Regions from separate parts of the Homo sapiens genome. Here regions 1, 2, 3 and 5 are each linked to region 4. The links are chromatin contacts, found by Hi-C or POLR2A ChIA-PET in ENCODE. All regions are on one chromosome and are shown on one strand. Each heading gives the region's core, a stretch centred on a gene start or an enhancer-like site at or near the end of the contact. The rest is flanking DNA. Distances are from core to core; before and after follow the strand shown.

Region 1 (2,700 bases), core at 77-2,576, 610 kb after region 4:
TCTTTTAGTTCTTCAATGCTGTTTGAGCAGGATGCTGTCCACAGAGAATATTCTGGCCTTTTAGTCTGAGAAGAAAACATAAGGAAAACTAGAAAATGATTCTCAAACTGTTTTGCCTATAACCACTTCAAGTGGGCAAAAGATCCTGCAAACCAAGTACTCTATCTGCACATTCCATCCTTGCATTATGGGCTAAGCACTAGAGAGTAAAGTCCTCTATCATGCATGCTGGAAGAAGCCACTCCTGGGCAATTCTGAAATGTCATGTATTAAAGTAACTACAGACCAGGGTCAGAATCCAAAAGGGTAATCTAGGACAGAAAGGGCAAAAAGCCATTCATATACAAAGTACCTAAACGAGAGTCAATAAATACTGAAATAAACATTCTGGATACTTCAAATCTAAAGGATCCACATAGAATGAAAGCAGTGACTGACAAGGCACCAATCCCAGGGCCAGGCCAGGTTTCAAGGCGAGACAGCACGTAGTATCTGCGAAAACTTAAGCATAAAACATTTCTCTCCTTCAGATGCTGATCCGACACAAGTTAGGAAAGCGCTCGGTCTCAAGGAGACTCCCTTTCTTATTTCTGCTCCCACAAGCCTACTGTCTGCCTTTTCTGGAATCTACCTTCCCTTTAATTCAAGGCTTTGCTTTACTCCATTATCCCAGGGAGACCTCATTAGAAAGCAGCCGGCCTTCCTGCCCTCCCTCTTCAGACTTCTCACAACCTAGTTTAGTTATGGAGCTCAGCGATATATCGCCTTGGCTTTCCATCCCCCAGCCCTCTTCCATCCTCCCTCCCTTCCTTCAGTCGCTACAGCCGTGATTCCTATCTCCTTGAATTCCTCACTCTAATCTTTTTCCATCCACCCCACCCTATCCAGCCATGCTTCACTTCCTCATGGGTAGCTTTCCTGCATCCCCGTCCGATGTCTCCCTCAGGAGTTTTCTGCATCCTCCGGCCACAACTGAATCGGCAGACCTCGTTCCAAGCCTATTATACCCCTAACCCCCAAATGACCCCTAAGGCGTCTTCCCCGCCGTTAGTTGCCCCCGCGGTAGCCTCCCTCCCCCCTCCCGCTCGCGCCGCCCGGTCCTCCCTCAGCTGTCTCCCTCACCCCGTGACTCACCCGCATGCGAACCTCATAGGTGGTGAAGCGCGCGCGTCCCACGCCCACCGTCTGAGGATTAAAGATGTCGATCTCCAGGAAGTTACTTGGCGGCCCGTAAGCGTCGGTCAGGTCCTGCGGCTTCGAGTTAAGGCGCCGGGTATCAGCTACTGCCGTGTCCGACATCTTTCCGAAGGAGAGCCTGGGACCGGGGAAAGGGGGTGGGGGACAGAGGCCTGAGGCAGGAGCGCGCACGGCCCCTCCCGCTTGCAAAATAACTAGCCAACCCACAGGCGGCGGCGGCGCGCACGCGCGCCCACGCACGCACGCGCACGCCGCACGGGCCTGGGCCCCGGGCTCTGAATAGCGGCCGTGCTGACTGCTGCGCGCCCTGTAGAGTGGAGGCCATATTCAGGCTTCCGGGTGATGTTTGTGGCCACCCGGGAACCTGCATCCCCAATACGCAGTACCCAATACCCTGCCTAGCAGCACAGGCTGGCTCCGCCAATCGCGGCTCCTCAACCCAAGAAATTGTCTCGTACCGTGTATCAATCAACAGTGGGCACTGCCCCGTGAGCCAGGCTCCTACAGTGATAGGCCGAAGCCCAGTGACCTGAATAAGTCCTGGTTTTCCGCGAAAATAGAAGGGTGGTCTATGGAGGGTGGGGTTCCAACAATAGTACTGAGAACCTATAACGTAGCCGTCCCACCTGTGCCACTGATGGTTTCAGTTCACGCCACACACAATGGCGCACTCAGCACTACGTATGGCGCCAGGAAAGCAGCAAGCAACTAGGATGGGGTAAAGAAAGACATTTCTCTCTTACTTTTCAGGAAAATTGGGCATATCTTACTCCTTGTTGCCACACTCCAGGTGTACTCAATCTTACATTTATCAGCAAATTGAGGGTACTTATTTCATACCTTCTATTTCTACTCCGCAGAACTCCATACTTGGCACTGCTCTGAGGTTGCTTGCAACCCATAATGGAGATAGAATAAATGTTTACATGAGAATATCTATAGAAATATTAATATTTATATGACTAATTTACATATGCTCCACATTAAAGGGTAGACTGGGTGATGATTTCAGGTCATCCTTTCTCCACCTTTCCCCTGCCCTCCTCTACTCAAAAAATATTTCCCATATCACTGATGCCTGAAATTCTTTCAACAGAGTATGAGGCCCTACAATTTCACAATTGCTGTTTAATTCAATTTAACCAATATCCACTAAGCAAATACGTGCCAAGCACCATGCTAAACACTAAAATCCTGGAGTTAAATAAGAGTCCCTGCCCTCAAGGAGTTAACATTCTAGCAAGGGAGACAAGTAAACAAAACTAATATAATGCGACAAATACAAAATAAGTAAATGTTCAAAGCAGCACATAGGAAATGTATAACTGGAAAAATTAGGGGAGGTTCCCCTGGAGGAGGAAACATCTGAGTTTAACAGACATGAAAAGACATAAAGGACAAATAGGAGTGGAAATAGGGAAAGGTAATTTCTGGAATAAGAAACAGCATATGCAGGCCGGGCGCGGTGGCTCACACCTGTAATCCCAGCACTTTGGGAGGCCG
Region 2 (2,700 bases), core at 152-2,651, 830 kb after region 4:
CCGAGCTCAAGCTATCCTCCCACCTTAACCTTAACCTCCTGAGTAGGTGGGACTACAGGGACACTCCACCACGACAGGCTAATTTTTGCTTTTTTTCGGAGATGGAGTTTCGCCATGTTACCCAGGCTGGTCTCGAACTCCTAGGCTTAAGCGATCCTCCCGTCTCGGCCTCTCAAAGTACTGGGATTATAGGCATGAGCACTGCACCTAGCCGGAATTAAAAATTCAGGTTCTCAGTTGCATTAGTCATATTTCAATGGCCACTTATAGTTAGTAGCTGCCATATTGAACACAGCAGACATAGGACCTTTCCATCATTGCACACAGTTCTATTGAACAGCCCAAGTCTAGATCATTGTGTCCCCACATAAGGTGGTGCCCATTGGGATACCCTGCAACCCTGAGTGTGAATTAATTAATGGGAATTAACAACACATACTTATCAATTGATCCTTGTAGTCCTTGGTTAACCACGGGGGCGGGGCGAGTTAGGCATTACTGAAACAATGAAGGTTAGTTACTGATAGGCCTCCTATGGAATATACAGTCTGATCTAGAGGCCTACAATATATCCATGGCAATGATGACACCTGTTGAATCTCTCAGTAAATCATAGGAACAATAGTGATGTTTGGACTGCTAGGTTTTCTGGTTACCATGGAAATGAGGGTGCTGGTTACAATTCTGTGTAATCACGCAGAGCCTAAGGTATGATGCACCCCCTCCTCCCCCACCCCGTCTGTAACCATGACCAAAGAGTTGACTATTTCAGTTGCGTTTCCCGAGTAGCCCCAGCAACAGGAGAAGCATCTAGAAATATGATTAAGTATGGGGTGTCAGGATGCAAGCCCTAACAAGGAAGTGTGAAAAAAGAAACATGGCGGGGCATTTTTTTCAGTAGGAAAAGGCCAAATCTATTCCATTGAATACAATGACATTGTTACTCTTGCTTCTTGCACAGGCGCAGTGCAGGACTGCTCCGAGCACGCCTACGCGCGCATTTTCTCCCCTTCCTCTCCCTCTTTCCACTTTCCTCTCCCTTTTTCTCCTCTCCTTTCCCCCTCCCACCACTTGGTCTTTCAGTCTTTCAGTCAGTTCGTTTAGGTCTCTCCTTCCGACCCCCACCCCCAGCTCCTCTCCCTTTCCTTTTCCCCCTCCCCCTTTCCTTTCCCGTCTCACGCGCCAGGCCGCTTGCACATGCGCATTAGGTACAAAGCCTCGCTCTTTGTCCCCATCTGTCGTTCACACGAACTCAAGCCTTTGGCATTCGGCAGCCAATAGAATCTAAGAAATGGCGGAAAAATGATTCCGCCTCGGGAGCTAAACCTTGATTGGCAGTTTAGCTAACCAATCGAGAACGCCATTTTGTACCCCTTGGCAGGCACCGAGCTCCGTCGTCTCGTTTCCGGCGGTCGCGCGCTCTTTTCTCGGGACGGGAGAGGCCGTGTAGCGTCGCCGTTACTCCGAGGAGATACCAGTCGGTAGAGGGTGAGTTTTGGGACGTCTTGGTTCTTGTTTGGGAGGGTAGTGGGATTTCTTGGAACAATCAGCGAAGGAAGAGGCTAGGGCGAAGCTAGGTTTGGAGGGTGGATGGCGCTTCCGAGGCCCCTTGAGGCCTTGTCTCTGCCGCCACACTGCCTTCTCAGCCCACCCGCGGGGGGCCACCTTTCTCAACTCGCTTCGCTTCGGGCTTTCCCCATTTTCGTTCCTGCCCTGTTTCTTTGTGCAACTCATCTCCGAATCTTACCCGTGTCAGTAAGTTGCCGGCCTCTGAGCCGCCCTGGGCCCGACGGTGTGGGGTCTATTATGAGAGATCGCTGAAGTCGTGGTTGGTTAGAGGAGGAGGCGCTTTGTCGGGCGCTCCTCCTCTCGGCCCCGCGAGGCCATTAATTCAGAATGGGCAAGTGGGGCCCCTCAAGCGATATTTCTTTGTCAAAACTCTTAGCTGGAAAGTTCCTCTGCATATCCAGAGCCCGCCGCTTTCGTAGTCAGATTTCTGTATGCCCTTTTTCTAAAGTCCTAACCGCCTAGCTCCTTGACGCATTTATATAGCATCACTTTTTAAAATGAAACTTAAATTTATGGATTTCGCATCGAGTATTTTATTTTCCAGTTTGAGAAACTCTTACCATAACCTGACACGTTTCTTTGTGTTTTTAACAGAGAAGTCGAGGTTAGAGGGAACTGGGAGGCACTTTGCTGTCTGCAATCGAAGTTGAGGTAGGTGTAAGGAAGGGATAGGGTTGCCAGACAAAACACCGGGCACCCAGTTGAATTAGAATTTCACCTACACAACCAATTATTTTTAAGTATATGTTGCATAGTTTTCAATTAAATTTCAAATTTAATTGTGGGTTGTGTATTTTATTTGCTAAATCTGGCAACTCTAGTGGGGGGGCCCTGGTTATATTTATACTGTGTCCTTGTCCACCTTCCTTGTTATTAAATGAAAAGTCCTAAGAAACTCTTAGAGAAGGACCTTAGTTCATTTTACAGCTTTCAGGCTGGCCATCCAGGCAGCCATCTCAGTCTTGTAAATTTATACCAGATTTAGATTTCAGATATGTGTGATGTAGTGTTTGGTCCTCTACCTAAACATTTGTTTAACTGTAGCATGCCCAGTGGTTAGAGTCTTTCTCAACCAGCAATACGTGTTTTCTCTCAAAATTCTTCATCAGGATTATTAGTCTCAGGGACACA
Region 3 (2,700 bases), core at 79-2,578, 910 kb after region 4:
CCTAGTATTGGAAAAAAGGGAGAATGAGGAAGAGTGCTATGATGTGGTAAAGAAATTATTTCAGTCTATATTATCATAATATGTGAAAAAAGCAAGGTGAAAGCCGGGGTGTTGGCTCATGGCTGCAATCCCAGCACTTTGGGAGGCTGAAACGGGCAGATTGCTTGAGCCCAGGAGTCTGAGACCAGCCTGTGCAACATGACGAAACCCCGTAAAATGTTCCAACTAGGACAACTGGGGAAATTTAAGTGCGGACTCTTCCTTAAATAATATTGACTTACTTCCTAAAGTTGTGATAAAGGTACTTTGGTTCCATAGTTAAGATGCTTATTTTTAGGAGTGAAGAACAAGATGCCCATAAATGGTTTAGAAAAACAAAAATCCTAGCAAAATGTTAACCATTGTGAGTCTAGGTGAGGGGTCAGCTGTTCATTTTACTAAACTTTCACATTTTCCGAAATAAAACGTTGGGGGAACAAGTATTTTTTTTGAGGCGGGCTGGAGTGCAGTGGCCCGATCACAGGTCACTGCAGACTCCAACTCCTGGCTCCCACCTCAGACCCCCCAACAGCTGGGACTACAGGCACTGGCCACCACATCTGGCTAATTTTTTTGATTTTGTGTATGGATGGAGTCTCGCTTTCTTGTCCAGGCTGGCCTCATACTCGTGGGCTCAAGCGATCCTCCCACCTCGGCCTCTCAAAGTGCTGGAATTACAGGCGTAAGCCACCGCGTCCGGTCAAAAAATCAATTTCTAGGGAAAAATGTCAACTCAAAACAAGTAACCTGCATAGCTCGGGAATGCCTGTATAATTTACGTCAAGTCTCTCCTTGGGACGGACCGGTGAAATTGCACGCAGCACAAAGACCGGCTCTTACCCTTACTTCCGGGTATTGTGGTACAGGAACCCGAGGTTGCCTGCGCGTAAGCCACGTGACTCGAGCAGCTCCTTCTGATTGGAGGAAGAGCCACTGCTCTAATTCGGTGCCGTGAGAAAGCTCGCGCGCGGAGCAGTGGGAGCGGGCGGGACTGAATATTTTCTTTGACCAACCGCTTTCCACATATCCATCCTCCTGATCCCGTAGCGTCGAATCAAAAGCCGTTAGTAAAGTAGTTACTTCTTTCTCTTAGGATAGCCGGTCTTTCCGGGTTTTCCCCCCCTTCCCCCTCCCCTCTCCCCACTTCCCCCTCCCTTTCCCCTCTGTTTTGAGCTTCCGGTAGAGGCTGGTAGGGTAAGGGAGCTCAGTAAGTCACTTCTGGGCGACTGTTGTTTTATTTCCGGTCTATGGGACCCGGCTGCGATTTGCTGCTGCGGACAGCAGCTACCATCACTGCTGCCGCCATCATGTCAGACACGGACAGCGACGAAGATTCCGCTGGAGGCGGCCCATTTTCTTTAGCGGGTTTCCTTTTCGGCAACATCAATGGAGCCGGGCAGCTGGAGGGGGAAAGCGTCTTGGATGATGTGAGGGGGTGGGCGTGGGGGTAGGGCTCGGGGGGTGGGGCTAAGCAGAGGAAGGAGGTGCGGGGAGGAAAGGAGAGGGTGCTCAGGCAGCGAGAACAGGGCGCAGCTAACGCCGGGGAGGAGGATCCCGTCCTCATGGGTGCGGGAGCAACGTGGCGTGGGAGTGATCGTTCTGGGGGAGAGTGGGCAGAAGAGAGCGCGAGGCGAGCCCGGGGCCAGGGGCGCAGGGAATAGTGGCTTTGGAGCTAGCGCTCTGCCGACCAGACAGTAGGACACATGCTGGTTTCGCCTACTGAGATGGCTTCCCACCCGTAACCTGCTTGGAGATTCTTGACACTGCCTGCCCCTCTGACATCGCTGCCCTGAGATGGCTCTATAGAGCCAGAGGACTGGACAGGACCTGCCTCCCGCTCGTTTGGTTCCGGCCTCAGGCTTAGGACAATGGGGTGTTCCTAGCACCCGAGCGGGCCTCCTGGTCACAGTGCGCCTTTTAGGTGGCTCTCCCAGCGTCTTCACTGACTTTCGTGAAATAGTGTCCTGCGCCCTAGTGAAACTACCCTGCCTTCACTTAGGCCCGTTTTCTTGAGGAGTGAAGCTGTCGGCCGCTGTGGCCCCTCCTGTGCCGCAGGCGCATGCGAAACAGGGACCGAACGAGCCCCGCCTCGACGCCTCCAATCCCACTGATCCCCCTGCCTCGGCCCTCGTTCCGAGAACGACCGTTCCATTCATTCAGTCTTGGCAGTAGTTATTTGATTCGTCTTCTCTTGTAGTATACTTTAAAGTGTGGGCGATGCAGTTGGCTGTGGTGCTTTAATAAAGATCTGATCGATGCGGAGTTTGGTAGATGTATATTACAGTTCTCGAACGTGTTGCTTGTTTTGGCACACTGCACAGTCATTTTTCATGTGGATTTGTGACTTTGTCGTGGACCAGGGAAATAAGTCCTGTGGTGTGGGAGTCGTAGGTTTAGTTGTTATCTTCGACTCGTGCTGTCCCTTTTTCAGGAATGTAAGAAGCACTTGGCAGGCTTGGGGGCTTTGGGGCTGGGCAGCCTGATCACTGAACTCACGGCAAATGAAGAATTGACCGGGACTGACGGTGCCTTGGTAAATGATGAAGGTGAAGTCTGGGTTGTGGGGAGTAGGCGGGGGAGGAGGCTAGCCACCTACTATGTATGTACTTTTTTGTGTGTGTAAGACGGAGTTTCGCTCTGTCTCCGAGGTTGGAGTGCAGT
Region 4 (2,776 bases), core at 65-2,564:
TAGAAGGACCTCAGGTAGAAGAGATCCGACCTCTTAAGAGATCTTGGGCCAAACCTCTGTGACCCCCACTCCCCTCCCCTCATCAAGATGACCGTGAAAGACCCATAAACGCGCTGAAAAGGTGATACTATGCCCTTGGGATAGGCCAACTGGAGTCGACTCCCTCCCCTCCGGGGGGCCTTCTTTGTATTCTCAGTGAGCAGTCCTTGGCTGGGGCGAATGGGCGGGGCTGGTCATGCAAATAAAGGCGTTTGATTGGCTGGGGCCAACCGAGGCCCAGGTGCCGAGGTGAGCCGCGGGAAGGCGCGCCCTAGCCTGCGGGCCAGTGGAGTGGCCATTGGCCGGCTGAGGGCGGCCTCCAGCCGCATGCCCCGCCCCCTGACCCAGGAGGAGGGCGGCAGGCGCCCCTCCTTCCCCCCATCGCGCGCCTCAGGCGTCTCCTCCTCCTCCCTCCTTCCCCCTCCTCTCTCCTCCCCTCCTCCCGCGCGCCCCGCTTTGTGTCCGTGGTCTCCCGCGCGGGACGGAGGGACTGGCCGGAGCTGGCGCTTTCTCAGCACTAGATCTGGACTCCGACCCGGCGCCAGGTGAGGTGGGGCGGACGGGGGTCAGGCCCCCTCGCAGTCCCCCCTAACCTCTCTACGGCTCTGTTCTCAGCCTCTTTTCCAACACTGCGTGCCCCAATTCTGCCCTCTCCCTCGAATGCCTTCGTTGCGTGCCCCCAGGCTCCTTCTGAGACCCTCCTCAGGGCCCCTCGGAGCGCCGCGCGGGGCTCAGCGCCCCCTCACCCTACACTGGGCCCAGTCTGGCCTTCACCTCTTAGCCATCACCTCTCCCCCACAGCGAGCTGTGCCCCCTTCTCACCCCAGGGCCTCTGTCCTGCCTCAGCCCCCTTCCTGCTGGCTGCTGCGCCCCCAAGCAGCTCCCTAATCCCTTGCCCTAGAGGAATTTTCTAAATCTTCCCCTCCCCCGACACCCATTTCTCCACCCAACCTGTCCACCTCTGAGAACAGCCGCGACCGGCTTGGTATTCTGCCCCCTCCCTTTTGTTTGCAAGGGATTCGTACCATTCCCGACTTCTTTCGCCTCCTCCTCCCCTTTGTCCCCTAGGGCTGCAGCGCCTGGGCTCCTGGGACACCTAGGCCCTGTGGGCCGATTACTAAGGTGGAAGGGACCGACCTCTCCCTGGCAGGTGCTCTATTTCCGCGATGAGAGGGGGAGAGGCTGGGAGCCCCGTCGCCAAGCCGAAAGGGATGGAAAGCGCCTACCTTTGTCCTTTCCGTTCCCCTCCCCCCATGCTCCTTCAGTGCCTCAAGATCCTGAAGGGAAAGAAGAGAGAGCCTGCGACCTTTTCCACGAGGCTCTTCTGATCGAGGACAGAAGTGCAGGGAGGTAACTCACAGGAGAGAGAGCTTGTTGGTCTGAGGTAATGAGAAAGAGGGATGCAAATGGACACTTTGAGTCATTTCTCTCCTTGTTTGGTTTTCAGCTTACTGATCAGGAACGCACCTTAGGGATATTGTTTTTTTATGATTTATGTGTGTGCTGTTCGCTTTCCAGTACAGAGCTAACCGTCTGATTTTTATTAGCAACTAATATTTGTGCATTTCATGCCCACAACTTAGACAACACAGGTTCTGCAAAGGAAATGGTTTTTCTTGCGTATTTGTGTGTGTATGTTGTAGGAGAAATTGATGTTTCTTTCGGTTTTGCTCTCTGATGTTGGGCACATGGAAACAATACTGTGAATTGTGTGTGGTGGGGGTATGCTGGATACTAGTGACTACATATTTCTATGACTTGTTAGGGGAATGCAACTGGCTTGCATAAAAAGCTGCAGGTTGTCCAGGGTAAGGGGATTCCTGCAGTGTTTATTGCTCTCTGAGCATATTTCTGAGAGTTTATAATGTAGGTTGAGGTGCTGTTTTATGCTAGTTCTTTCTACTACTTGCCAAATAAGGCCTTTCTTCTCTTAGGATTTAGGTGAACCACTGTTGTTAAGGCTCTGCCACCCCAATCAATCTTACTTCCTCCTTTGGTTTGGTAAATCCAGCAAGTCCCCAACATGCAAAAGCTTTTTTTTTTTTCCCCTTTTGAAAACAGATCCCTGGAGACTGGTCCAGAGGGACTGTCAAGCATTCTGTGTTGGGCTCTAAATTTTCTTTGGTAAAGTGCTAGTTTTTAAAAATAAGGACTCCATGTTGATCAATTTATAAACAAGTGTGGTTCTTCAGAGGATTACATCACGGTGGGTATTTACAAAATGAATAATCCAAATACATGTATGTTGGTTGGCAAGAGACCTTGCATGTGATTGGCCAAGTAAGTGTTCATTACTTGAATTTTTTTTTCTTCACGTGAATGTGAGAGCTGGAAAGGATCAAGTGGTCCAATTCTTCATTGTGCATACTGAAACAATGACAAGAGAGCCAAGATATAACTTGTCTAAGAAGGGAAAGTTGCTGAAGGTCAGCATCAGAGGGTCAGCAAATCAGCTTAATCCTGAGGTCTACCAGTTGGGACAGACCATGCTTGTGAACACCTGAGGGACCTAACACCTAGTTAAAAGTGGAGGAGCAACAGGAAGGATACTGGGGAATTAACAGAGGACAGACTAGGAAGAGTGTAAGGGAAAGAAAGATGGATGTGGAGGGGAAGGTTAGAGTGATCTCCATGGTGGCCTCTGAGGCACCTTTGCCAAACCAGTGCAGCCTTTAGCATGAGAGATTTAAAAAATAGGTTTGACTAATAGAACAATCAGAGTAAGACAATTTGTCTC
Region 5 (2,700 bases), core at 2-2,501, 640 kb after region 4:
TAAATTTTAGCCATAATTACCAGACATGTTTCTTAGAACGGTAACCTTGCTGGCAGCTCTGAATATAAACTGTAGTGAGGTAAAGACTGATGGAAGGAGATCCAATTAAGATGATACTGCACCTTTTTTTTTTTTTGACAGGGTGTTATTCTGTCACCCAGGCTGGAGCACAGTGGCATGATCTTGGCTCACTGCAACCTCCACCTCTTGGGTTCAAGCGACTCTCCCACCTCAGCCTCCCAAGTAGCTGGGACTACAGGTGCGTGCCCCACACCAGGCTAATTTTTCTATTTTTAGCAGAGATGGGTTTCACCATGTTGGCCAGGCTGGTCTCAAACTCCTGACCTCAAGTGATCCGCCTGCCTCGACCTCCCAAAGTGCTGATATTACAGGCGTCAGCCACTGCACCCGGCTGATCCTACAATTTAAATGCAGTTATAAATAGGTCTTGAACTGGGATTTGGATGTAGAAAGTTACGGAGATGAAGAAGTAATGGGTAATTACCTCTAAGCTGCTGCTTGGAGCTTGGGAGACTGGGTAGATCAGGACTACCATAAGTCAAATTCAGAGATAAGGGTAGCCAGAGGATAGGGGTGCGGGTGCAGGAACAGATAATGAGTTTGGACCTGTTGAATGAGAAGTGAAGCCGTTGGAGATGTGAACCTGGAGAATATCGGTGTTGAAGGGAAAGCCAGAAGAGCCAGTGGAGGAAACTGATTGGTAAGTGAGACCTCACTGTCAGTGGGAACTGCATATGGGGGGATGAAGGCGGGTGGAGGGAGGAGGAAGGGGGTGAGGAGGAACACCACCGTGGGCTAACCATTTGTTTATGTTACACAAGCCCCCCACCCAACTCTCCAACGTGCATACATCCTATTTTCTAGTCAGTTCCTTGCTTCTTGCTTCTTGGTCTCCTGCATCTTTAAGAGAATAATTTTTTCCCTTTTGCCGTCTCCTAAATGAAGGAGGGAAAGGGCTAGCACCTCTCAATCTGGTCACCTACACGACTCTGAATCACAAGGGAGACAATGGAAAGGGGGAAAGGGCGAAAAACGATTCTTAAGAAAAGAAAGAGTCCGCGACGACTTCTAATAATTAAAGTTCCACCTCGTTATATCCTGCCACGCCGCTCTCCTGCCGCCGTATCGGGCTCCTGGCCGCGAAGCAGGACGGGAGATGTAGTCCTCAAGAGTGACCAGGGTGGCACGACTGCAGAACTCGGTTTCCCGACTGGCTTTCGAGGCGCGTGCGCAGATGGCTGCCCCGGCGAGTGGTAAACAGAGACGTCAGGAGGGGGCTGCTGCTTGGAGCAAAACAAAAGGGAAACCCGGGGGGCGGGGGGTGGGGGGGGTTGATAGGGGAATCGGTGCGGGAATAAGGGAGGCCGCAGCCGCGGGGACCCGGACCCTAGTAAGAGTGGCGAGAAGGGAAGAGGCGGGGGAAGGGGGAGTCAGGGGAGGGGCAAGTGACGCGGGGGAGCGGGGCGTGGGGGAGGGCAGCAATCCGGGTGGAGGAAATTTGGGAGGAGTGTCCGGGGGGCAGCAACTTAAAAGGGGGAGGGAACTGCGGCTAAGGAGACGTTCGGTGATGGGAGCGCAATATATGAGGGGATACAGTGCCTCAGGTTTAAAAGAGCAGGAAGCTGAGTGAGAGGTTGCAGAAAAAGTGTCTTCGCTCGGCAGAGGTTACAGGTGGCATCTCAGAAAGAGCTTTGAGGCTACAGGCTGTAGTCGGGAAGGGGATCGGAGAACTGTGTGAAGGGACAGCTTAGGGACTAGCGTCCTGGGACTAGGGGGAAGTTCGCGACTTTCTGAAGACTGGCAGGAATGTGCCTCCTGGCCCTCGATGCTTCCCCCCTGAGGGGAGGCATCGTGAGGGACTGTGGCAGGCTTCACTGAACGCTGAGCCGGGGAGGTCCAACTCCACGTATGGATCCGGGGAATGAGAATTCAGCCACAGAGGCTGCCGCGATCATAGACCTAGATCCCGACTTCGAACCCCAGAGCCGTCCCCGCTCCTGCACCTGGCCCCTTCCCCGACCAGAGATCGCTAACCAGCCGTCCGAGCCGCCCGAGGTGGAGCCAGATCTGGGGGAAAAGGTACACACGGAGGGGCGCTCAGAGCCGATCCTGTTGCCCTCTCGGCTCCCAGAGCCGGCCGGGGGCCCCCAGCCCGGAATCCTGGGGGCTGTAACAGGTCCTCGGAAGGGAGGCTCCCGCCGGAATGCCTGGGGAAATCAGTCATATGCAGAACTCATCAGCCAGGCCATTGAAAGCGCCCCGGAGAAGCGACTGACACTTGCCCAGATCTACGAGTGGATGGTCCGTACTGTACCCTACTTCAAGGACAAGGGTGACAGCAACAGCTCAGCAGGATGGAAGGTAATTATGACCCTCTTACCTTCTTCCCAACACCATCTACCCCCTGGACCCCCTAGCCTCCCTTACTTCTACTCTGGGGCCCCTTTTACTACCTCCCACCCCCACCCCCTTTGGGAAGCCCAGAGATCCACCTTCAATCTCCAGTTAGACAAACATTTACTTAGTACATAGTATATGCCACACTCGGTGCTTGATGCTGAAGGATCACAGATGAATAAGACACTGTCCCTGCCCTGGAGAAAATTGAATTCTCTGCTCACTGCTCAATATTCGCAGCACTTTGGCTTGGGCTGCCCCAAACACTTATTCCCACAGAGA

The links. A loop is a pair of places that touch in the nucleus more often than their neighbours do. ChIA-PET counts read pairs that join two places held with the same protein, here RNA polymerase II (POLR2A). Pooled maps may share reads with other maps.
Region 1: a map of B cell shows a loop between it and region 4 (10-fold over the local background). The contact joins the promoter of SNX12 here to the promoter of DLG3-AS1 in region 4. A Hi-C loop is called at or near these places in 4 of 168 maps with a recorded cell type or tissue (B cell, naive thymus-derived CD4-positive, alpha-beta T cell and sigmoid colon), 3 of 37 single-sample maps with no recorded cell type and 12 of 50 pooled maps.
Region 2: a map of naive thymus-derived CD4-positive, alpha-beta T cell shows a loop between it and region 4 (5-fold over the local background). The contact joins the promoter of NONO here to the promoter of DLG3-AS1 in region 4. A Hi-C loop is called at or near these places in 1 of 168 maps with a recorded cell type or tissue (naive thymus-derived CD4-positive, alpha-beta T cell), 2 of 37 single-sample maps with no recorded cell type and 8 of 50 pooled maps.
Region 3: a loop to region 4 is called in a map of naive thymus-derived CD4-positive, alpha-beta T cell, with 12 times the contacts of the local background. The contact joins the promoter of TAF1 here to the promoter of DLG3-AS1 in region 4. A Hi-C loop is called at or near these places in 1 of 168 maps with a recorded cell type or tissue (naive thymus-derived CD4-positive, alpha-beta T cell), 2 of 37 single-sample maps with no recorded cell type and 15 of 50 pooled maps. POLR2A ChIA-PET finds 5 or more read pairs at or near these places in 2 of 52 experiments (CD8-positive, alpha-beta memory T cell and activated CD8-positive, alpha-beta T cell).
Region 5: a loop to region 4 is called in a map of CD8-positive, alpha-beta T cell, with 6 times the contacts of the local background. The contact joins the promoter of FOXO4 here to the promoter of DLG3-AS1 in region 4. A Hi-C loop is called at or near these places in 1 of 168 maps with a recorded cell type or tissue (CD8-positive, alpha-beta T cell), 1 of 37 single-sample maps with no recorded cell type and 6 of 50 pooled maps. POLR2A ChIA-PET finds 5 or more read pairs at or near these places in 1 of 52 experiments (HCT116).

What each region holds. Positions count from the first base shown.
Region 1 is chrX:71,067,008-71,069,707 of GRCh38, forward strand. SNX12 (sorting nexin 12) reads right to left here and starts at 1,327. Exons shown (of 4, transcript NM_013346.4): 1 at 1,135-1,327. The coding sequence starts at 1,299. RefSeq lists silencers at 1,290-1,483, 1,323-1,542.
Region 2 is chrX:71,282,234-71,284,933 of GRCh38, forward strand. It overlaps NONO (non-POU domain containing octamer binding), which reads left to right and starts at 1,402. Exons shown (of 12, transcript NM_007363.5): 1 at 1,402-1,488; 2 at 2,164-2,220.
Region 3 is chrX:71,365,029-71,367,728 of GRCh38, forward strand. It overlaps TAF1 (TATA-box binding protein associated factor 1), which reads left to right and starts at 1,329. Exons shown (of 38, transcript NM_004606.5): 1 at 1,329-1,466; 2 at 2,471-2,585. The coding sequence starts at 1,347. RefSeq lists enhancers at 93-662, 831-880, 1,371-1,420, 1,939-2,634 and a silencer at 1,021-1,210.
Region 4 is chrX:70,454,680-70,457,455 of GRCh38, forward strand. DLG3-AS1 (DLG3 antisense RNA 1) reads right to left here and starts at 1,315. Exons shown (of 2, transcript NR_109801.1): 1 at 1,266-1,315. The region is part of intron 9 of DLG3 (discs large MAGUK scaffold protein 3); the gene reads left to right. RefSeq lists silencers at 99-525, 263-492.
Region 5 is chrX:71,094,600-71,097,299 of GRCh38, forward strand. FOXO4 (forkhead box O4) reads left to right here and starts at 1,252. Exons shown (of 3, transcript NM_005938.4): 1 at 1,252-2,382. The coding sequence starts at 1,930.